Regions from separate parts of the Homo sapiens genome. Here region 2 is linked to region 1. Evidence: read pairs that join two places in POLR2A ChIA-PET (ENCODE). Cell type or tissue: Panc1. All regions are shown on one strand. Links, peaks and the distances in the headings refer to the core of each region. The heading gives the core; the rest is flanking DNA. Region 1 overlaps GRIK4 (glutamate ionotropic receptor kainate type subunit 4). Region 2 holds the start of TBCEL-TECTA (TBCEL-TECTA readthrough).

The links. ChIA-PET counts read pairs that join two places held together with the same protein. Peaks named below come from ENCODE experiments on the same cell type or tissue, not always from the same donor. Only the 100,000 strongest peaks of a DNase experiment are listed, where the experiment ranks them.
Region 2: POLR2A ChIA-PET joins it to region 1 with 10 read pairs; 3 of 35 experiments call an interaction of 5 or more read pairs at or near these places.

Annotation. Positions count from the first base shown.
Region 1 is chr11:120,958,944-120,966,943 of GRCh38, forward strand. GRIK4 (glutamate ionotropic receptor kainate type subunit 4) reads left to right here. Exons shown (of 21, transcript NM_014619.5): 17 at 1,966-2,131; 18 at 3,513-3,738. Among named protein-coding and RNA genes, the nearest start is that of TBCEL, 61 kb to the right of the region's middle. In Panc1, for the core only: no CTCF peak of the experiment used is centred there; no DNase peak of the experiment used is centred there; H3K27me3 peaks cover 3,473 bases.
Region 2 is chr11:121,015,742-121,032,981 of GRCh38, forward strand. TBCEL-TECTA (TBCEL-TECTA readthrough) reads left to right here and starts at 8,361. Exons shown (of 30, transcript NM_001378761.1): 1 at 8,361-8,550. It overlaps TBCEL (tubulin folding cofactor E like), which reads left to right and starts at 8,361. Exons shown (of 9, transcript NM_001363644.2): 1 at 8,361-8,550. RefSeq lists silencers at 8,175-8,324, 8,345-8,614. In Panc1, for the core only: no CTCF peak of the experiment used is centred there; a DNase peak (open chromatin) is centred at 8,230; H3K4me3 peaks cover 1,914 bases; H3K27ac peaks cover 1,880 bases.

The sequences.
Region 1 (8,000 bases), core at 1-8,000:
AGCAGGGAGAGCAGACCTTGGGCATGGAGGGATACCTGCTACTTACAGGTCACAGATAGGGAAGGCAGAAGGAGGCAGCCAGGTGATTTTCATCCCATATTCAGTCTGATGGTCTCTCTATACATTTCTCTATATCTCACATCCCTCTAGTCCTTTACAGATTGCTGATCACTCATGACATATTACTTCATTTTATCTCACAACTCTCCAGCAATAGGCAGAGCAGGCATGATTATCCCCATATATTTATTAGACAAGTAAATGAGCTCAGAGAAGGCGAGTGGTTTTCCCCCACATTCTCACAGTGGAACACAGCCAGAACCAAAACCCAGCTCGCTCATGGTGGTCTGCCATGTAGACATGCCCACTGAGTCAGAGGATGCCCCTGTTGCTTCACTCCTGGGGAGGCAGCCAGCAAGTGTTCTTGGTCACAATGGCAAAAGGGGCAATGGGACCTGCTGCTCTTGAAAATCTACACAGCAGTGGCAAGTTGCCAAGTTCTGTGTGTTAATCACTATGCATTCATCGTCAGTGTCTCTATGATGGATAAAGCCCCATGAACTCAGGCTCCACTGATTCAGAATTTGTGATTCTCCATCCCAAACTGTGCTTAGATCTATCTTTGAGCCCCTTGGGATTGGGATGTAGATCCATACTGTTGACCAGATGGGAGAAGGCTTGTTTAACCTACTAAAATGAACACACAGTTTTTAATGGACTTAGCATATATGCTGCCTGAGCTGCAAAATTATTCTAATTTCAAATGAGTTCTGTCTACTCAGTAAAACAATCTTCTAATTTGAAATAGCATGACCATTGTAAGAGTATTTTCTAATTCCAGCCTTTCAGCAGTTCAAAAGTGCTTTTCGCCAGGTAGTCTTTATTAAAGATGTTCTGTTGTTACAATTTACAGAACTGGTTTTAAAATACAAATTTATCAGCTGGCACAGGGGCTCACACCTATAATCCCAGTACCTGGGGAGGCTGAGGCAGGAAGACCACTTGAGCCCGGGAGTTCTAGGTTGCATTGAGCCCTGATTAAGCCACTGCATTCCAGCCTGGATGACAGAGCAAGACCCTGTCTCCAAAAAAAAAAGAATTTATCGGCCAGGTGTGGTGGCTCACGCCTGTAATCCCAGCACTTTGGGAGGCCAAGGCGGGTGGATCACAAGGTCAAGAGATAGAGACCATCCTGGCCAACACAGTGAAACCCCGTCTCTACTAAGAATACAAAAATTTGCTGGGCATGGTGGTGCATGCCTATAGTTTCAGCTACTCAGGAGGCCGAGGCAGGAGAATCACTTGAATCCACGAGGTGGAGGTTGCAGAGAGCAGAGATTGTGCCACTGCACTCCAGCCTGGCAACAGAGCAAGACTCCGTCTCAAAAAAAAACAAAGAATGTATCACTGTGTTACTTGGCAGGTTGCTTCACTTCTCTGAGCCTCAATTTCCTCACCTGTAAAATTGGGATAAGAATTTTGCTTCCGTGAGCTCTAGGGATTAAGTGAGATAGTGGATGTAGCTCGTGGTAGCTGCTCACTGCCTGGCGATGCACATTTGAAGGTTGGCTTCAGCACGAGGAGGTGAGGAAGCCCTCCTGCTCTAGCTCTGAACAGAGCCCTTGGAGCTGGCACCCGCAGCTCATTCACTAGCTCATTTCTCACAGTCTCCAAAACTGTCTCATGTGCATGGACTACACCTCTTTTGAATAATAACCCAATAATCATCTCCTTTAGGAAATAAGAAAAACAAATCAACTGTCTTCTTCCAGGCAGTGCTCACAAACGCGATTCATTTCTGTTGACATCATATGCCCTGCCTCCTTTCTCTTCCCCCACTAAGCTGAAAGCTCTTTCATAAGAAAGATGCCTGGTCTCTCCCATGTCACAGCAGGACTGGGGTCAGGGGCCAAGACTCCAGGGAGTGCCCGGGCAATGATGACTTCCTCGTCTTTTCCTACATAGGTGGGCATTCACGCTGATCATCATCTCATCCTACACGGCCAACCTGGCAGCCTTCCTGACCGTGCAGCGCATGGATGTGCCCATTGAGTCAGTGGATGACCTGGCTGACCAGACCGCCATTGAATATGGCACAATTCACGGAGGCTCCAGCATGACCTTCTTCCAAGTAAACCCCATTTGGTTGCTCACCAGCATCGGGAATTGGGCAGAATAAAGTTGAGATGTTTCTCTGCTGGAGATAAAAACATCTCTCCGCATCTCATTATCTCTTTTGAACATATAGTTTGGAGGTCCACATGGGGCTCATTTATCTGCTGCTCCACAAAATACTCCTGGAATGAGGTCCCAAAAGAACTTTGCGTTAATATCAGCCGGTGCCAGAGTGGTGGTACTTGAGATGATTTTAGGTCTGATGTGGTGGAACTGTTTTTTAGTTGCCATAGTTTCATGTTTATATTAATGGCCATTAGAAAAAAAGTATATATATGCAGTGAATCAAACCTGTTGTTTTATTTATATTACTGCATAGAATGGGGTTAATGCATACATTTACATTTTTAAAGTGATTTAAATCGTATAGGTAGTATTTAGACAGAGCAAGATTCATACATGAATGACTGAAGTTTGAGGAACACCAGCTTAAGACGAACTGGCTTCACTGATTCCAGACTTGATAGGTATCAGATAGGGACCCTGTTGGCTTCTTTGAGTTTCCCTTGCAAGGCTCAGGAGAAAGCCCTGCCACAGCGATGTGTTCGCTGTCAAGCAAACTGATTGATCGCCAAGACTGACAGCCAGACCAGATGGAATAGTGGTTTTCATATGCCTCAAGCTCTCTTGGAAAGCAGGTTTCCCCTGGGGTTAAAAGGTGTCTAACCAACCTAATATCCAAGAAGTTCATTTTCCCATGAAACAAGTCCAATGCCTTCAGCTTTCTGTTTTCCAGGCAAGTCTCCGTGCCTACTGGCACAGACAACAGTGAAGTCATCATGCAAACACAGAGTTTGGATAGACCCCCAGAGTTCTCTGACTTGTTATTATTTGTAAAACAGCAGCCAGCATTGGATATGTGATTGATCAATTGGTTTAGGGTGGATGGAAAATAGGAAACTGCTTCTTCAAAGGGTATCTCTGTATAGTCCTAAATGAACCTAGTCCTAAATGAACCTAAGTTCACTGCCCCAAATTGAGGGACAATGAAGGTACCCAGCCAGAATTTCAGTTCTACCGGAAAATGGAGGTTGGCAGTAGAAGAGCTCTTGAGGGTAGATGAGGCAAAACCAATGACCAAATCAGGACCTTAGTGCGCTGTTGCTTCCTCATCTTTCTATAAAAGGTATCAAAGGCACAACTCCCTCCTCTGCCATTACACAGTGACAGTGAACATCTTGTGTTGAGAGACAGAAAGGGAAAAGGTTCTTGACTGTGATCAGCGGGTGGAGAAGCAGAAGGGCCGGCATCTTAAGGTGCACTTTGATTCCCTCTCTTTTTAAGCCAACGTTTCCTTCCTCTTTTCCCAATCCTGCTTCCTTTTGTTCTTTTCCCAGAATTCCCGCTACCAGACCTACCAACGCATGTGGAATTACATGTATTCCAAGCAGCCCAGCGTGTTCGTGAAGAGCACAGAGGAGGGAATCGCCAGGGTGTTGAATTCCAACTACGCCTTCCTCCTGGAATCCACCATGAACGAGTACTATCGGCAGCGAAACTGCAACCTCACTCAGATTGGGGGCCTGCTGGACACCAAGGGCTATGGGATTGGCATGCCAGTCGGTATGCGGGAGAGGAACAGCCTCTTTGGGTAGCTTTGTCCAGACAGGGTCAGGGTAGCTCAAACCACTGAATACAGCATTGAATCCAGTACCCCCTGTTGTTAGAACCAGTTTAACAGTGACTTTACGTGGGCATTCTAAAGTTTTTTTTTTTTTTTTAAAGCAAACACACATATTTCCTTTAATCAACGACCAGTGCTCAATCCTTAATTATTAAAGAGCTAGTTGATTAGTTACTGATTGATTAATTGACTAATTTAAAGGGCTAATAGTAATTATTAAAGGGCATGTTAATGTCTTTGGTGTGTATTTAGGCCTTTTGTTCCTTTTCTGGCTTGCTTCTCCTTGGCCATTTCTCTGTTGATTGCTATCTCTACTAGCAGTGGGAAGAAGGATGAGATGGTAAAATTTGAATCAGTTAATTTTGCTATTTGTTAGCGTTGCCAGTGAAAAGTTTACTTCTAAAGGAGACGGCCATGATTAGATGGAATGCTTTCAAATTATTTGTGGATTTCACTGATCCATCTATGGTAGGTCGGTGTGGGTCATGGAGAAGGGGCAGTAAGGCTCTGGTGTTCAGCCTGCTGACTGTCAGCCCGTCTTGTTGTATTAATAGGAGGATAGAGACGTTTGGCTTCCAGAAAGGTGTCCTAGCTGTGCTTTTTAAAAGGACATTCACACTTTGGACTTTGGGCCTTCCCCTGCTAACAGAACCTCCCCAAGAAGATGAGGAGAGAACATGTTTAGCTGCTGTGGTGATTGTGAAGGGGATCTGAATGTTCCTCCAGCCGCTTCTGACATGCACACTTGCCCCTTCACACACACACCATAGAGAGCCCGTGCTGTAGAGGGTTGTGCTGGTATGAGGGTGTTCTTGTACAAGGCAACAGGGGAAGAAGCAGGAATCGAGGCCATCAGACTCTGGGAGAAAATTGGTATACGGTATGCTCATCTTTGTAGTTACAGTACACATCCCTGCTGTTGATCTTTACCTTAGCTCAAAACTCTGTAAATTGCAGGATTCACTCACACCTGTGGAGTGTAACGAGCACGGGCTGGGAGTCAGGCAGACCCCGGGATGTGTTCTGGTCACTGGCTGTGGTACCTTAGATGCATTCTTTAGCCTCAGTTATCTAATTCATAAAATTAGGTTTCTAATACCTACATTATGGGGTTGGGAGGATTAAACCTGATAATCTAGTTAGGTGCCTTACCTCAGTGTCTCACACTGAGCCTACCTTGGGGTATATTAGTGTCCTTCTCATTTCTTCCATGGTTTCCTATGTTTTTATTTATTTATTTATTTATTTATTTATTTTTATTTATTTTTGAGATGGAGCCTCACTCTGTAGCCCAGGCTGGAGTGCAGTGGCACTATCTAGGCTCACTGCAACCTCCGCCTCCCACTTCAAGTGATTCTCATACCTCAGCCTCCCGAGTAGCTGGGACTACAGACGTGCACTACCACACCCAGCTAATTTTTGTATTTTTGGTAGAGACGGGGTTTCACCATGTTGGCCAGGCTGGTCTTGAACTCCTGACCTCAGGTGATCCACCCACCTCAGCCTCCCAAAGTGCTGGGATTACAGGCGTGAGCCACCACTACTTGACAAAAGCAAATGACTTAAATTCTGATCAGAAACAAAGAAAATGAACATAGGTAATAATATGGTTCATCTCTGAACTCTGTAAATTATGGCACTAGGAGTTCTGTGAACTGTGAACTGGAGGCTTCACTCTGGGTACTCAGAAACCTGCACACCCTCTATATGCTATTATATGTCATTGGTGTCCACTAATAATACAGATTATGGACACCTTTGAGAGATATACTCGCTGACATTTTGTTTCAAGATGGTAGCGTGAACTGCAAAATGAACTTAAGGCACACATTGATGATACTCTAGCAATTTGAACTAAATTTCAAATGCTTCCAAAGTTTTCATGGAACAAAACTATGGAGAGTTGGGGTAAGATAGACCACAACTCTAGAAATTTTCATCAATAACCAAGGAAAAATGGAAGGAAATTCATTTGCTCTATATCTGACATGACACTGTTTTCACATGTTCTCTCACTTAATAGTCCCCCCTGCAAGATAGATGTGGTTATTCCCATCCTATAGAGGACAGAACTCAGATTCAGAGCAGATAGATTACTTGTCCAAGGTCACAGAATAGGTAGAGAAGCTGGGTGTGAGCCTAGGATGCTTGTCTCCAGTCCAGTAATTCATTTACCAGACCATATTGCCAATGGGTCCTATCAGCTAGAAAGGACAGGATAGGTGGGAAGGTCTACTCTGAGCTAGCCCAGCTTCCCACATGAGGCTGGAAAGAACATTACACAGTTCATTGATGAGTCAGGATTTAGGTCCAGCTGGGAGTATGCCCAGGAGATACAAGCATGTATATCATTCTTAAGTGGAATGTAAGAGCCTAACTATGGAATAAGCAATGTGGTTAGACCCAGGAAAATTAAGCGAGACAGAACAAGGAACAAGATGGAAAATTAATCAGGTGGCTTAGGAACTAAGTAGGTAACCAAGGAGTAAGCAGAATAAGCCTTTCATGTGGCCCCTGGTGTGTTCTGAGGTTGGGTTGAACATGCCTTGAAACTGCTTGAAATGCTTTGCTGGGCTAGACAGTTCTCTCTAAACCTGAAATGTTCATTAGTCTCACCACCTAACAACATCTGTTAGACAACTCGTTCATGTGTCCATTCACGGCAGATGTGTAATAAGTACTTACTGTACTTGAAGCTCTGCTGGTGTTTGCCCATATCACTTGCACACGTTCAGTGCTGCAGGCTTGGGGTTCGGGTCCAACAATGTGTAAGATGTGTAATAAGTACTTACTCTACATGAAGCTCTGCTGGTGGTTGCCCAAATCACTGACACACATCCAGTGCTGCAGGCTTGGGGTTTGGGCGTCCAAGCATAGTTGTGTCTATAGTAGGGAAGGTTCTACTGTGGAGCTGTGGACTGTCACAGTTGGAAGAGATCTGGGAGATGTTCTAGTTCCTTGCCTCTTAAAGTGTGGTCCACGACCCAGCAGCATGGACATCACCTTGGGGCTTGTTGGAAATGCAGACTGTCAGGCCCCACCCCAGGCCTACTGAATCAGATTCTGCAGTTCAGCGAAATCCCCAGGTGATTGCAATGCACTTGAAAATTTGAAAAGCACTCATCTGTTTGTTCCAAGCTTCTGCCTGATCCTTCATGGTAGCCTTTCTCCTCTGGGGCATCTGTCCACATCCAGCCTTCATGGAGTTTGAGCAAGGAAACTGGGCAGCTTAGTTGTTTTCCAGCCTCTTGGCAGCTTTTTCTTAATAATGTCCCAGCCTGTGCTGGGACATTGAGCTTTCCGTGGTTTCACTTAAGCCTGTTTTTGTAATGAAATCTAAATTCTAGAACCAAAGCTCCTTGACAAAATCGCGTTAGAAAAATTAAAAAGAATGGTACTGAACAGAAAAAAACCTTCTTTTGAGGAGGGAAGGAGGACTGGGAGAAACAGGGTGATGGACAGGCCAGTGGGTTCTCGTGCACTCAGCAGGCAGTGCTGAGAGTGAGGAACACCTGGTGACCTGATTCTCACACTCTGGGGTGGCTCTTCTCTCATTGATTGGTGACTTCTCTGGATAAACAGTTGTCAGGTGTAATGTAGTGAGAGTTACAAGTGCCTAAGAAATTAATTAATTTATTTATTTTTGAAACGGAGTCCTCACATTCTGTTGCCGAGGCTGGAGTGTAGTGGTGCAATCTCAGCTCACTGCACCTCCGTCTCCCAGGTTCAAGCAATTCTTCTGTCTCAGCCTCCTGAGCAGCTGGGGCTACAGGTGCGCACCATCACACCCAGCTAATTCTTGTATTTTTAGTAGAGATGGGGTTTCACCATATTGGCCAGGCTGGTCTTGAATTTCTTGCCTCAAGTGATCCGCCCATCTCAGCCTCCCAAAGTGCTGGGATTACAGGCGTGAGCCACCGTGCCTGGCTGTGAGAAATTAATTTAAATAAAGTAGAAATTGGACACACCTGACTAAAAGGTTTGTGTCACAGAAACACAAACTTTGGCTTCCTGGAGGTGGATGGGATGCTTTGCAGCCAGCGTCCTGTGTGTCGGTGGGCAGGTTGTTTAACTTGGATAGACCATCTTTTTAATTTAGAAAGTGATGGTGCCCGGCTGGGGAAGTGGATGGCACAACTGCCTGGAAAGCCGTTTCTTGACCCATCTTGGGGTGTTTGGCCATGGGCTGGACCTGCCAGTC
Region 2 (17,240 bases), core at 5,021-13,020, 62 kb after region 1:
AATTGTTACAAAATCAATTTATAACAAAATATCAATAAGGATATAAATTGAACCACATAATTAACAGAAGTGATCTAATTGCTTATATAGAACACTGAACTTAACAACTGTAAAACACAAATTATTTTAAACATTCACAAAGAATGTATCCTCAACCAACAGGAAGGAGAAAGCCATCTGGGACATATATGCTCAACTGGTGGATGGGGAGCTAGAGAGAGAGAGAGAGGGACCTGTGGGCCATGGTCTTTATTGGGGTCATTACCCAAGCAGGTTTTCCCACAAGGCGTTCTAACTGATGGGTTTAAAGCAAGTTGGCAAGAGTTCCATGGGGTCACACTGTGACTGAGAGGGGCTACTGTGGCATATCTGCGCAGTCCTTGGGGGTTAAGGGGATCAGAGGGGTGAGTGAAGTAGGTTGTATCTAACCATTCCATAGGGAGGTGGTTGTATAAGGCAGATAACTGGATACACTGCATTAAGGAACTGTAAGGAAGTGGACAACTGGAAAGTGTGTCAAAGGTGACTATGTCCTGCTTCTGATATCTGGTATGAGAAAGCTAAATTTATATTTAAATGGATGTTGAAGTAACATAAAATTATAGGAATTAACTATATTTCTAACTAATTCATGAGCCAAAGAAGAAATCACAAGTGAAAATATTTTGAACTAAATGAAAATGAAAATACAACGTCCAAATTTGTAGGGTGTAGCAAAAGTAGTGCCTAGAGAAAAATTTAGAAACTTGAATGCATATATTAGAAAGTAAGAAACATATAAAATCAATAATCTAAGCTTTCATATTAGGGAACTAGAAAAATAAGGGCAAGTTAAATCCAAACTAAAGAAATAAATAAAAATTAGAGCAGAAATCAATGAAATCTGAAACAAATCGGTAGAGATAAATCAATAAACTCAAAAGATGGTTCTTTGAAAAGATTAATAAAATCAATAAGCCTCTAGCCAGGCTAAGACAAAAAGAGAGAAGACACAAATTACTAATATCAGAAATGAAAGAGAAACATCACTACAGATCCCAAAGACATGAAAAGGATAGTAAATGAATATTATGAACAACTCTGTGCCCATAAATTTGATAAGCTAGAAAAAAATGGAACGATTTCTTGAAAGACACAATCAACCAAAGCTCATACAAGAAGAAGACAATCTGCATAGGCCTATATCTCTTAAACAAATTAAATCAATAATTAATATCCTTCTAAAACATAAAGCACCTAAGCCAGCATGGGTCCATTGATGAATTCCACCAAATGTTTAAGGAAGAAATTACACCAATTATCTATAATCTTTTAAGACAATAGAAACAGGTGAGTACTTTCTACCTCATTTTATGAGGCCAGCATTACCCTAATACCAAAACAACACAAGGACATTACAAGAAAAGAAAACCATAGAGCAATATCTCTCATGAACATATATGCAAAAGTCATCAACAAAATATTAGAAAATCAAATCCAACAATGTACAGAAAGAATTATATACTACACCAAATGGGATATATTTCAGGTTTGCAAGCCTGATTCAATACTAAAAACTCAATTAATGTTATCCATCACATCAATGAATTAAAAAAAATCAGAAAATGTTTAAAGTGGAATGATAATGAAAATGTACATATCAAAACTGTGACTCACAACTAATGCTGTACTTAGAGATGTACCGCTTTAAAGACTTTTTAGAAAATAAGAAAATTAGAAAAATAACAGTAAATGAAACCAAATAATAGCAGATATGGTAATATGGTAGTTAGTAATCACCTTTGGTTCTGGAACATTTGAAATGTGGCTAGACTAAATTGCTCTAAGTGTAGATTATACATGGAATTTTGAGAATTTAATATGAAAACAATAACAAAATATCTAAATAACATTTTGGATATACTGGGTTAATAAAATACATGATTAATATTAATTTAACTTTAAAAAATATTTTTAATGTGGCCACTAGAAAAAGTTAAACTACATATCTGACTTGACTTGTACTATATTTCTTTTGGACAACGCTGATCTAAAGCTAGGATTTACCAATTTTACTCTTGGGTATATTCCCAACAGAAATGTTTATATGTGCCCTAAATGACAAGCACAAGAATGTTCATAGCAGTGTTATGCATAATAACCAAAACCTGGAGACAACACAAATGTCCAGTGGTGGAATGGATAAATAAATAGAGTGTTACTATAATATAAGATACATGTAGCAACAAAAGTGAATAAACTATAGCTACATGGACCAAAATAGATGACTCTCATAATATTAAGTGAAAGAAATCATCTCGTTTGATTTCATTTATTTAAAAATGGGGAAAAATAAGCTACACTATTAGAAGTCAGAATAGCAGTTAATTAACTTGGGGAGAATTGTGAGTGTAGGTACTGGGGGAAGTCTTTGGGAAATTGGCAATGTTCTATGACTTAAATGGGAGGTTGTTACATGCTTACCTGTGAGAACTCATTGAGCTGTGCATTTATGTACACTATGTGCACTTTTCTGTATGTTATTCTTCACAATAAAAAAATTATGAGAGGTTAGTGAGACTTCTAGCAATTTGTTGCAAGTGATTTTAATTAATGTAAGGTCTTCTTGAAAATTAAGCTTTTTGTGGCTGGTCTATTGCAAATTGCAAAAAAACAAATTAAGAGTTGTTTTTTAAAGACCATATTCTGCCCAGTAAGGAAATACTGATTCTTTCTAAATAATTCTAGGTATGACTCCCCAGTTTAAAATTTTAAAAATCTTTGTCCTTTGCTTGGTCACTAGGCTTGGCATGACAGTACAGCTCCTGACAAATATGTCAATAATGTTGACAAAAATAAAATATAGAATCTGAGAATTGCAAAATTTAAAGGGGTCATCCATTCTACATTTTTTTGACTTAGAATTTGTGTGTGTGTGTGTGTGTGTGTGCATGCATCTGATGAAATCTGGGACACTTCCTTTTAAAAATGCATACATGTGTAATATACACAATATATATAATTTCAGGTGGTTTGCCATGATAGTTTATCCAATCTCTGTTATTTGGTAGATAATGCTCCAGGCAGAAACAGTCTAAGAGGCAGAGCTGGTTAGTGGAAAAACCAGGAATGGTATTAAAGACACAGTCACCAAACCAGCCATTATTCTTTCAAGTGAAGCAGCTGCTTTTCCCTTCCCCTGTGTTCCCATCTGTGCACTGCTGTTGTTCACATTAAATTCTCATATAATTATGTCCTTATCCTCTTGTCTACTTGGGAAGAGCCTTCAGCTGTGAAGATAATTCCCTTATCTCCTTTTAAAAAATAACATCCCGTAAGTTGCCATGTATCACTGTTACCATTCCAATTACATTGTAGAGACCATGCCTTATTTGTCTTTGTTTTCCCCAAACCACCTAGCTAAGTACAAGGAACAAAACTCTTACAAAATAAGCAATTGTTAAATTAAAATGACATGCAAATAAATATCTGGCTGAAACTTCATGACAGAACTATATCTCATAATACAGGGTCATTGTGAACTAAAATGCTGATTTCAGACTGACCTAATGTGAATATGGACTCTGCCTTTTACTAGTTGTATGTTGCTGGGTGTATGACAACCTCAGTCTTAGTTGGTAAATCTGATAGCATTAAGCATACTTCATAAGATCATTGTGAAGACTGAGGGAAAAACAGTAATCTACATAAAATGTCTCAAGCAGCGTCTGGCATAGTAAAACCTTAGAAAGTAGCTATGATTTTTGTTATGGCATATTCGACTCTGAATTAAAGATCCAGTAGGAGAAACATAGACTGAGAATCTTAGAAGACTTCGAATCTTCTGATCCAGGAATTGTTCACATATTGTTTTAACAGATTCTGCCTTTGCTCAACCTATTCCAATGGCAGAGAATTAACTAGAACTGACTAAAGCAGCTCCAATTCTCCCGAAGTTCTTCCTTATTATTAGGTTGCACTGTATGAAATTGCCCTTTGTAAGTCAAAGTGATCGAATTATGAATATTTTTTTGGCTGGGCTTGGTGACTCATGCCTGTAATCCCAGCACTTTGGAAGGTCAAGGTGGAAGGATCGCTTGAGGCCAGGAGCTCAAGACCAGCCTGGGCAACATGGTGACATCCCATCTCTAGAAAGAAAAAAAAAGTTAGGGAGGCATGGTGGCACAAACCTGTAGTCACAGCTACTTGGGAGACTTGAGAAGCAGGGATCACTTTAGCCCAGGAGTTTGAGACTGCAGTGAGCTATGATTGTGCCAGTGCACTCCAGCCTGGGCGACAGAGAGAGCCCCTGTCTAAAATGATAATTAATAATAATAATATCTAATAAAATGGCCACAAATCTGCCTGTTATTTTCTCTCAGTTTAGTTCAACGTCCATTCTCTCCTTTTCCTATATGATAGCCCTTTAGAAATAATGCGGAATCAATAGTGAACATGATAGACCTACTCCTGCCTTCATTGAGGCTTACATGCTCGCCAAAGAAACAACAAGGAAATAAGCTATTATGTATAATTTTCTGTCTCAAGGAAGTGAAAGAAGAACATTTGAAGTAAATGGCTTTGTGGAGGGAATTCCTATAGAATATATCATACAGGAAGGTTTGTGAGTATAGAGCAGTGCAGTTCAATAGAACTTTCTGTGATGATGAAAATATTCTGTATCTGCCCGGTCCAATATGATAGCCACTAGCCACATATGGTGATTGAGCACTTGAAATGTAACTAGTGTCAAGTGACTGAGGAAATGAAACTCGAATTTAACTTAATTTTAATTAATTTCAATTTAAATAGCCACATGTGGCTAGTGGCGACCAGATTGAACAGAGCAGATACAGAAGAGCAAATAGCAGTGATAAATGAGGCTGGAAAAGTCAGCAGGGTCCAGATCTGGAAAAATTTTGAGAAGTACATTAATAATAATAGACGTTATCTTGAGACCCACAGAGAATCCTGAAAGGGTTTTAAGTTCCAGAGAATAACACAATCACATATGTGTTTTTGTTTGTTTGTTTGTTTGTTTTTTTGATACAGAGTCTCGCTCTGTCACCCAGGCTGGAGTGCAGTGGCACAACCTCGGCTCACTGCAACCTCCGCCTCCTGGGTTCAAGCGATTCTCCTGCCTCAGCCTCCCGAGTAGCTGGGATTACAGGCTTGCACCACCACACCCAGCTAATTTTTGCATTTTTAGTAGAGACGGGCTTTCACCATATTGTCCAGGCTGGTCTCAAACTCCTGACCTCTTGATCCATCTGCCTTAGCCTCCCAAAGTGCTGAGATTACAGATGTAAGTTTTAGAAAGATAATTCTGGCTGTCTTGGGGAGAAAGATGGGAGGTGGGTAGAGACATTGATCTTGTCTTTAGAAGTTTCATCTATAAGGGGAAAGATGGGAAAAGAAGCAGAAAAATGACTGGAGGATATCTCAGAGATACAAAGAAGTGTATAATCGACCACACCCAGCCACATACAATACTCATATATGTATTTATATACGTTGCACATAGTATTTGTTAACAGTAATGACCCATATTTCTTGCTTTTTTCCTAGTTGCTCACAGGGCAACTAGCCTCTTAAGCGTTTCTGGGTGTCCCCAAAGGTACCTGAGCTCAGAAGTAAGTCTGTCAACAGAGTATCCATGCAGCATCCACCTTGTACATTTTACTCCGCTCTTCTCATGGTCCTCACCACTGAGGCTACTTTTGACTGTGGCCATGCTGAGAGGTGACAGCGTGCTGGCAGTGGTGACAGCGTGCTGGCAGTCCTCACAGCCCTCGCTCGCTCTTGGCGCCTCCTCTGCCTGGGCTCCCACTTTGGCGGCACTTGAGGAGCCCTTCAGCCCACCGCTGCACTGTGGGAGCCCCTTTCTGGGCTGGCCAAGGCCGGAGCCGGCTCCCTCAGCTTGCAGGGAGGTGTGGAGGGAGAGGCGCGAGCTGGAACTGGGGCTGCACGCGGCGCTTGCGGGCCAGCTGGAGTTCCGGGTGGGCGTGGGCTTGGCGGGCCGCGCACTCGGAGCAGCCGGCCGACCCTGCCGGCCCCTGGCAATGAGGGGCTTAGCACCCGGGCCAGCGGCTGCAGAGGGTGTACTGGGTCCCCCGGCAGTGCCAGCCCACCGGCGCTGCGCTCGAGTTCTCACCGGGCCTTAGCTGCCTTCCCGCGGGGCAGGGCTCGGGACCTGCAGCCCGCCGTGCCTGAGCCTCCCACCCCCTCCATGGGCTCCCGTGCGACCCGAGCCTCCCCGATGAGCGCCGCCCCCTGCTCCACGGCGCCCAGTCACTTCCACCACCCAAGGGCTGAGGAGTGCGGGCGCACGGCGCGGGACTGGCAGGCAGCTCCACCTGCAGCCCCGGTGCGGGATCCACTGGGTGAAGCCAGTTGGGCTCTTGAGTCTGGTAGGGACGTGTACAACTTTTATGTCTAGCTCAGGGATTGTAAATACACCAATCGGCACTCTGTATCTAGCTCAAGGTTTGCAAACACACCAATCAGCACCCTGTGTCTAGCTCAGGATTTGTGAATGCACCAATGGACACTCTGTATCTAGCTACTCTGGTGGGGACTTGGAGAACCTTTGTGTGGACACTCTGTATCTAGCTAATCTGGTGGGGAGGTGGAGAACCTTTTGTCTAGCTCAGGGATTGTAAATGCACCAATCAGCGCCCTGTCAAAACAGACCACTCGGCTCTACCAATCAGCAGGATGCGGGTGGGGCCAGATAAGAGAATAAAAGCAGGCTGCCCGAGCCAGCAGTGGCAACCCGCTCGGGTCCCTTTCCACACTGTGGAAGCTTTGTTCTTTTGCTCTTTTCAATAAATCTTAGTACTGCTCACTCTTTGGGTCCACACTGCTTTTATGAGCTGTAACACTCACCGCGAAGGTCTGCAGCTTCACTCCGGAGCCAGCGAGACCACTAACCCACCAGAAGGAAGAAACTCCGGACGCATCCGAACATCAGAAGGAAGAAACTCCAGACGCGCCACCTTAAGAGCTGTAGCATTCACCGCGAGGGTCCGCGGCTTCATTCTTGAAGTCAGTGAGACCAAGAACCCACCAATTCCGGACACAATGCTAATGATCTCAGTGCTCTGAAAGCCAGTAATTCTTAAATTGCCAAGAAAGGCACTCTGTTCTCTGTGGAAGGGGGAGTAAAGCCCCTTCCTGAGCAACCTAAGATACAATTCTTGGCTAATCATCCCCTTTATACTCAGAGCAGTTTCTTTACCCATGACCTTCTGGCTTTTTTTTTTCCTCTCTACCCTGTCTAACCCTACCTATGGGATATGAGAAAACAAAACAGAATGACAAAAATAAGTCTCCAGGAACTGATGATGGTAAGGTGCTATTGGGTCTGTCCTAAATAATTTTGTTTCCCCCTTCTAGAAACCAATGCAGACATGCACATGCACATTACATCCCCCACGTCTTTTCTGGCACACACCACACAGAAGCACATACACTTTATGCACAAAGACATCTTCATCTCCTAGCACTTCAGGGGACATTCCCATACAAGGCTGAATTCACTTGGGGTTGAGCCAGCACCACGCCTATTCCATGTATGTTTCTGCAAAAGAAATGGACGAAGGAGTACATAAGCAATCACAGCTCAACAGTCAGATATAGTAATACTATGCATGGAGTTGGAGCAATAGCGTGGCATAAAGTGAAGTGCATGGACCCTGGTGCCAGCCTGACCTGGATTCAAATCTCACCCTGGTCACATTTACTAACTGGGTGGTCTTGGGCAGATCACTTAAGCACTCTGAACTTGTTTTCAATTCTATAAATACCATCTCTTTGGAGGGCTGTAAAAATTAAAAATAGCACATGCGCAGTGCCTGTACCTAGAAAGTGCTCAATAAATGAAAGCTGCTGTTACTACATTGGTGTTGGAAGCTCGGGATGCCACTTGTGAAGGGGGCACAGAAGAAAGGTCAGACTGCCACCATACCCTGAGGGCTCATCTAGTATAGTTCCCTCATTTTATGGTTGAGGACACTGAAGCCAGAGATAGGAAGAGACTTGGTCAAGGTCACACAGCAAATCAGTAACAGAGCCAGGCCAAGATTCCAAGTGTTTCTGGAAAGGTTCAGCCCAATGCTCTTTTCTGCAGCCCCTATTGTCCTCTGATATGACAATGTGTACTCCTGTTCTGCCCCTGGGGATTGTCCACTCAATGGGTGGGCACGAGAAAGAGCAGATGAGGTGTTTGTGGTAAAGCCTAAGCCAGTGCAGCCATCCCCGTCGCCATGGCAACCCCAGCGCGGTTGGGGAGGACCCGCTCCTCCGGCGCCCCCTCCCATTCACGCAGCGGACGTGACACGTGCGGCGGGGTCACGTGTTGTTGTTGGGCCGGGAAAGCTGCTTCCGGGTCAATGCAGGACACTGGGCTCCGGCGGCCAGAGTGGGGGACTAGGTGAAGCGGCGCCGGGCCGGGGCTGGCCGGGACCAGGCCCGAGGCTGAGCGGCGGCGACAGCGGTGGCCGGGAGGGGGGAGGAGAGGCGCAGCCAGAGGAGCCGCCGCAGTAGCTCCCCCGCCTCCCGGGCTGAGGGGTGAGTGGAGCCGGGCCCGCTGGCTCTGCCGGGCTCTCGAGGCCCGAGGCGTTCCCCTCTGGAGCCGAGGCGCGGAGGGTCGCTCCTGCAGGGTGCTGGGATAGGACACTCGGGGAAGGGTGAAAGCCACATGGGGCCTGTCTCGAGCAGCTGTGGGGATGGGAGACCTGCCCTGGGGCTAGAGGGAGGATGGGGCCTGCCTGGCCTGGGCTATGGCGGAGCTGGGAGGGTCTTGGGCTGGGCTGGGCTGGGCTGGGCTGGGGGACTGGTCCCGGGTTGGAGGAGGGCGTGTTGGGGAGCCTGCCCGGGTTCCTGGGAGAATCTAGGCGTCTCACCTTGCCCCAGCGTGGGGGATGGGTAGATGCCTCCCAGCTGTTAGAAGAGGGAGACGTGTCTGGGACTGCTGGGGAAATAGGAAACTTGTCTCTGAACTACTGAATCCCAGAAAAGAGGACATGTCCCCAGGGAGGTTTGCTGGGGGAAGGACGGGCATGTCTAGGCCCTTGGGACATTAGGCCTGCTCTTACCAGGGGCTGATAAAAGGATGTGGATGTGGTAATTGAATAAGGGCTTTTGGGAGAAAAGATTTGCCCCAAGGTTGGGAGACTGAGAACGAGGGTGTTGGACTGACAGGCGGGTGCCTTGTCGTGGGATCTTGGGGGAAGTAAGGATCTGTGTGGAGCTTCTCTGTTGAGTTCTAGGTCCGCTAGTAGGAAGACATTCTGGGAATTGGTGAAGAGAGGAGATTTAATAGTCTTTTCTTGGGACACAGTGATTCCAGAAGTTGTAGTTGAGGAAAGTTGGTTGGAAGTGTTGAACTGTATACAGTCAGTGGAGAAAGGAGGAGCTCTACTGTGAAGGTTGCTAGGCTACAAAGAGCTTGTAGGCAACGCCTAGGGCTGTTGAGAGAAGTTGGTAATGCTTTCAAGTCCAAATACAGGCTGAGCTGGGGCTTGTCCCTTGTTCATGTCATGCTGCTGTGGAGCTCTTACGTTTCCAGTAGTCTATCTTGAGCAAAGAGTATGAATAGGTGCTGAGGACTAAGGAAAACATTCACTCTTTGGGTCCTGAGATGCATTAGACCCAGATCTCTAGGGTGGTAGCTTTCAAACTTAAAAAAAAAAAAATTATGCCCCACAGTAATAAGTATGTCTTACATTCAGATCTAGTACATACGTAGGTATGAAGGGAAACTTTCACAAAGCAGTATTTACCCTTATTATATGTGATATGTTCTGCTAATTTCTATTATATTCCACCCTCTTGCATTAAAAAAAATGCTGGCTGACATTTACTAAATTGATGATTTGTGGGTCACAACTTGCAGTTTGAAAAACACTGTTTCTGAAGCACATTTATTTGGTGTCAATCAGTGTCCTCATTCTGTAAGCTTCTAAAGAGCAGGGATGATTCTAAGGAGATGGATTTTTTTTTTTTTTATTTTATTTTGGCCGGGGGAGAGGGAGGAGGGCAGCTAGGTGCAATTGATTGCTTCGGTTTAGATGTTTATACCACGTAGCATATTTGACCTGTGTTTTCTGAAGGACCATAATCTTGATCTTTAATATCTTGATGTTGCCTGATCATTTGATTGATGAAATTTTTTGTATGCGTGTGTGTTTTAGTTTCCTTTATCCTTTGCTGTGTCTGAGAAATATGAGAGGCCTAGTTCCACTTAGTTGCTTTATCACAACATAGTTAAAGAAATTTTATTTTACTGTTCCAATGTTGTGAAGATACACTGATTTTCTTTTCTGCTATTTAAAAACATCCCAAATTCTTCTTACTGCAGTAATTATTATGATATACTTTTTGCTACATGATGAAAAATATATGAAAAATACACGATAAAATATATACCAAAGCCATAGACATATTTAAAAGCCTTACAGTCTACGGCTTTGGTATATAAACTTAATCATAAACCTAAGTATAACTTTCAATCAGTTAACATCTTAATTCCCCTTACAAAAATTTTAGGTGGGGTCCTTAGAAAAATAGTATTAATTCATAATAAACATTAATGACTGTTGGTGAACAAAGTGAGAGTCCTTCATGTAATGTTAAATGTTGTAATGTTAAAGTCCTTTGAAAAGTTGTTACATAGCCTATTGCTGCAGGACATTGAGTGTCAAAGGATGTTGTCTAATTTCAGTAGGTACACAGGGTATGTATTTAAGACCAGTTTAATAGCGTTTCTTTTTTTGAGGATGAGTTCGTATTATTTGTAACATAGAATTCAAAGACACGGTCATCAGGACAGAAGTACCCAAGTTAAAACTTCATCAGTGGGGCCACATTCTTGATCAAATGCTTTACGAAAACATTCTATCATCTTTGAACTTTGTGTGTTATAAATCTTTCTTGCCTTTAATTATTTATTAGGTACTGATAGAGGCGTTATGCTGGCATATATCAGCCATCCTTTAAAAATGACCTCTTAATCAGGGAAATATTTGTTTTAAAATATTTAGCTTTAATGAATGTTTAAAGAAGATTTTGTTTTGTAGGTGCCTGGAACATTAAGGAAGATTCTTATTTATTTCATTTTTCTGGGAATCATATGTACTTGTCAATAAACAGTTACGGAGAAGTGACCCTGAGTGATTGTGTGTGCTTTTTAATAGTTTTTGTTTCTTCTCTGATCCTTAGACTCTTAAGCCTGTCCACCTGTAGCAGGCTCTTTTCTCCTTCTAATTTTTGCCTCCAAACTACTATGGTTTTGAAAATCAGATATTTATATTTGTTATATAATACTTTTTTTTCCTTTTCTTAGTGTGTGAACTGTGTGACATGTATGTTGGCTACTTAGAGACCAGTTTACTTAGTCCTGGGCTGTGTTTTAAATAAGTGAACTCTTTATATATTTTGGGCCTGGTTAGCTGTATAAGAAGTAATGTGAAACTGATAGTGATACAATTTGGGCTTAAAGGGTGAAGGAATCCTTATTTGCGATTGTTGCCTTTCTCCTACACGTGATTAGTTATTGAGATTTACTATTCCTCCCTTTTTCATGCTACCCATTCTGACTTACTTCTTTGGAATTAGAATGGTAATAACTGGACTGTTCCCATTGTCTTTTGCTTGCATAGCTTCATGAGAGAACTCTTCCAAAGGATATTGCTATGATTATTTCATTTCCCTCCTCAAAAACCATTAGCTGCTTTCCAGTACAGGCACTGAATAAAGCCCATGGTGTTTAGCTTGATATTTAGGGCCTTCTACAGACTTCCTCTACTTTTTTTCTGGCATCATCATTACACTCCTAAATGCAGTTCCTCTACCTGCCAAGGCCTCTGCTCATGTACCTTCCTTTGTGTGTAAAATTATCCCTGAAAGTCTGCATATAAAATGTTCCCTTTCTTCATGAAATCCTACTCACTCTCATTTCATTTCAGATGACCCCTCTTCTTTGAAGTCTTTGTTGCTTATGTTGTCTGTACTGCCTTTGCTATATTGCTTTGTATTATTTGTGCACCTTATTTTTATCCCTTTTAGATTATAAATGCGTGGTGAACAGGAGGCTCAAATATCCATGAAAAACTAGGACATCTAGCACAGGGTCTACCAGGGCGTAGTTCATAGACCAAGTAGATCAGAATTGACTGAACGTATGGTTAAAAATGCAGATCCGGCAAGGCATTGTGGCTCACACCTGTAATCCCAGCACTTTGGGAGGCCGAGGTAGGAGGATCGCTTGAATCCAGGAGTCAAAGCCAACCTGGGCAACGTAGGGAGACCCATCTCTATGAAAAATTAAAAAATTAGCCAGGCATAGTGGTATATGCCTGTAGTCCCAGCTACTTGAGAGGCTGAGGCCAGAGGATCACGAGCCTCAGAGGTTGAGGCTTCAGTGAGCTATGATTACACCATTGCACTCCAGCCTGGGCAAGAAGAGTGAGGCACTGTTTAAAAAAATAAATAAATAAATAAAATAAAATAAAATAAAGCAGATCCCTGAATTCTGACCTAGACTTACTGAATCAGAATCTCTGGTGGAATCTAGGAATCTGCATTTTATCAAGCTGTCTGGATGATTCTTCCATACAGTAAAAGTTAAAAGTCACTGACCTAGCCTGATGCTTTAAATTACAGTAGGTACTCAAATAACTTTTCAGCAAGTGATGTTAATGAACTGAGCAATATCATAATTCAGCAAACTGGTTTAATTTTAGGGCCTTGAAGTCAGCCTAGATTTGAGTCCTGGCTCTGTCACTAGCTCTGGGCCCGTAACCTCTCTGCTTCAGTTTTCTGATCTGCAAAATGGGATAATAGTACCCCTTATAAAAGTGTTGTGATAACTAAGTGAGATAATACATATAAAACAACACAGTACACAACACATAATAAACTTACAATAGATTTTATCTGCTGTCATGATGATGCCTAGCACAACAGTGGTCACCGCAGTAATAATAAAACATCATGAAGAGAGGTTCCAGATCAGTCATTGTTAACAAACAAATTGCTCATATGGTTTTAAGAACTAAGGCTTAAAATATTTTCTATTTTACATTAACAGATTGTGGCCCTATGTGGTGTTTAAAGTCATAAAGGTGTTTCCGCCTTCTTTAGAAGAATTGGTATCAAATTAGCATGTTAGGATTTTTCCCCTTCATCTCCCCACTGATGGAAGAATAAAGTGCAAACTTTTGAATGGTGGACCTTAGCCCCTTACCATCTGGCCCTACCAATTCTTTATTTTCTAGCCGTCTTCCCACATATACTCTATACTCTACACCAACTACACTACATTTCTCACTTTATTTTGCATTTCTCACTCATTTGTGTTTGTGCAGATGCTTTCCCCTTCTTTTCATCTAGTACATTTCTGCTGCTGTCTTGTAAAACTCAGTTTTACATGTGACTGACCTCCTTAGTGAAGACAGTCACTCCCTCAGTGTTCTCAAAGTCCTTTGTCCATGCTTCTTATATATTACCTTTGTGTACATTTGTCTTTTTGGAGGGAAAAACGATTTAATCCTGGCATGTATTCCCACCTCTGCCAAAAGGGGAGGATGTTTGTTTATTTGACTCATATCAGCTCCTCCATTTGTCTGGACGTCTCAGCTTTCACAATAATAACTAGTTTATTGACCACTTACTTCATGCCAGGTACTTAACTAGATGCTTCAAAAACTTTATTTCATGTAGTCTTCACAATAACTGTGAAATGGCTATTAATAGCTTCATTTTACAAGTGAGGAAGCAGGCATAGAGATAGGTAAGTAACTTGTTCAAATTACACAGTAGTCATAAGTGAACTCAGAACTAACTGAAGACCATGCTTTTAATCACAGTGCTCTTCTAAAAATGAAATTTAAACAGGTAGCCCATTTCCCAAATTCAGGATCTTAAAACTGTGTGAAACTTTGATTAATCACTAATCATTCTTAGGAATGTGATCCATAACAAGTACTATTGTGAAAAGTTATTTAAAACTGTTCTTGGAATAATGCGTTTCCGGTGATTTTCAAAATTTTTCTTCTCATTCTGCCATTGGTGAGCTTCATTTTCATTTCACTGTCAGAAGGTGTTGCTTCATGTCTATTGATAATGAAATTCACTTTTCCATTTATCCAATGAATATTTTTTAATCATATGCCAGGCACTGCTCTGCACAAAACTGAACTGGACTGACAAATCCCTGCTTGTGTGGGACCTATCTTCTGCTGGAGAACAAACACTGAACTAACGGATTATGATAAGTGCTATAAAGAATGACAGAGGGTGAAGTGACTATGAGTGATGGTGGCAGTAGTGCTATTTTTGATGGGGTGGTCAGAAGCAGCCTCTTTGAGAGGGTGACATTTGTGTTTAAATTTGAGACTTAAACACTGAGATGAAGCAGCTCTGCCAAGAGACAGGAAAAGGGCAATCCTGCAAATGCAAAGGCTGTAGGGGGAAATCAGCTTGGCAAGTCTGAGAAATAGAAAACCACGGAGGCTGAGTAGTGGGCCAGGAAAGGAGTGGGAGGAAATGAGGTTAGAGATGTAAGCAGTGATCAGATTAAATGAATCCTTGGCGACCATGATGAAGAGATTGGATTTTATTCTGCATGTGAAGGGGAGCCATTGGAGAGTGTAAAGGACATGATTTGACTTAAATTTTGAAAAGATCACTTGGCTGCTTTGTGGAGAATGATTTGTATAAGAGTCAAGAGGGACCAGGGCGGAGGCTAATGCAGAGGTCCTGGTGAGAAGTTGATGATGGCTTGAACAAGAATAAAGTAATAGAGATGGACAAAATTGGGCAAAATTGGGATATTTTGGATGTGGTATTGATAGGTCTTGCTGATTAGTTACACAGGGGTATGAGAAGAAGAGAAAAGTCAAATATAACTTCCAAGATGGGAATGAGTGGAAGAGGAGCAGATTTGGAGAGGGAATTCAGAGTTCTGTTTTTGCCTTCCTGATCATACTATCCACTAAGGATACCACTATTCTGAATTTTGTGTTTTTTTCTCTGCCTTTTCTTTACAGTTTTTGCCATATATGTACGCAACCTTAAATGATAAGATGGCTAATTTCCATGTTTTAAAATTTTGTATAAATGGAATTATACTGTATATATTCTTGTGATTTTTTTTTTTTTTTACCCATTCAGCATTGTTTTATTTTTCTGCCCTGTGTGAACAAATCAACACTGTTTTTCAAAAGCCATTCATGTTGATGAGGAAGTAGGCATAATGAACTACCAATTGTTAATTTCCATTGCTGTGTAACATTTTATTTTATGAATATATTGTAATTTACCCAATTGCCTGTTCTTAGATATAAGGGCTTCTCCACACTGCATTCCCCCCCACCGCAATCCTCCCAGGATTTTTGCAGTTTTAAGCAATGCTGTTGTTACGGACATTCTTTTACTTATTTCCTGGTGCACACTACAAGTTCCTGTAGAGTTTATACTGAGAAGTGGAATTGCTAGATCATAGAGTATGTGCGTCTTCAACTTTACTAGACAGTAATAAATTATTTTCCAAGGTGTTTGTACCAGTTGATACTCCCACTGGCTACATTGCCAGTTTCTGTTCTTCTGCATTTTCTCCAACACTTGGTATTGTCAGAGTTTTTAAGTTTTGCTGATTTGCATAAAATGGTATCTCATTGAGATTTTAATTTTTGTCTCTGAAAATTATTGAACGTGAGCATCTTTTACATATGTTAAACATTTTAATTTTATCTTTTAGTAAGTACTTGTTTATGTCTTTTGTCCATTTTCCTATTAGGTTGTCTTCCTCCTTCTTACTGTTTTTAAGAGTTCTCTGTATTAGTTACACGTGTTGCAAGTATCTTTTTTCCAGTTTTTGGCTTGTCTTTTCATGTTTTTAATGTCTTTTGATGATTGAAAGTATTTCTTTTTTCTTTCTTTTTTTTTTTTTTTTTTTTTGAGACGGGGTCTTGCTCTGTTGCCAGGCTCGAGTGCAGTGGTATGATCTCTGCTCACTGCAACCTTCACCTCCTGGGCCCAAGTGATCCTCCCACCTCAACCTCCCAAGTATCTGGGACTACAGGCACATGCCACCATGCCCGACTGATTTTTTTGTGGAGATGGGGTCTTGCTATGTTGCCCAGGCTGGTCCTGAACTCCTGGGCTCAAGCGATCCTTCTGCCTTGGCCTCCCAAAGTCCTGGAATTACAGATGTAAGCCACCATGACTGGCCAAGTTTTCATTTGGCTGCTTAACTTTATTTTTATGGATTTTAAAAATGTTTTCTTTATGAAATATTTCCCTAAATCAAGATCATAAAGTTCTTTTCCTATTAGAAGAAATAACTTATTTTTTTCTCAAGGAGATAAAGTTTGCTTTCATATTTTATGTGGAGGTGAATTTTTTGGTAAGGATTCAATTTCATCTTTTCCCAGATTGTTATTCACTGTCCTAGCACCAATTATTGAATAGCTTAATGTTTTTCTAGTGATCTCTGTGCTGCTTCCCTGCCATATTTACATGGGCATGTTTCTGGGCTCTGTTCTCTGTTTCATTGGTCTATTTTTCTTCCCCAGGGTTGTTTAACAGAATACAGTTGATTCTTGTTATTTACAGTACTTTTATGTGAAGTTGCCATGAACAGTGAATTAATGAATATGGAAATTGTTACTCCTAGGGGAAATATAGGATTAGGTTCCTGCGAGCCTCTGATCATAACATTTTTGTCAAGTGATAAATAGATAATTTTGTTTTATATTAGTTTCTGTTTAAAGACATTTAATATGTATCATTGATTCGTTAACATTGAATTAACTGCAAACAGCCCTAAATTCATACCTGAATAAAGTGATCTAATTGTGCATTTTCTCCATAAGGCATATTGCAGCTTCCTCGTGCTTCATGCTTTAGAAACACTAGATGGCATTTCAACACTACCCTTGGGGACCACTTAAATAGTGAAGTCACCAACAAAAAGCACAAAAATATGAAAAGCATGGCACTAGATAGATCATGGAAAGGACACTTGTTTATATTTTGAGAGCTGAAACAAGAAGGCGTAGTGCCACCTTGTTCTACCTCAGCAGGGAACATACCCGTTGAACAACTCAAATTTTTTGTCACTTTGTGCTTATCTGCAAATGACCACAAAAATGCTGCAAGTATTGATTTTGTTGTAACAAGTACCTTTTGGCAAGTAGGGAAATTTGTAGATAGGGAATTTGTGAAGAATGAGACTCAACCTATGAAATACTGGG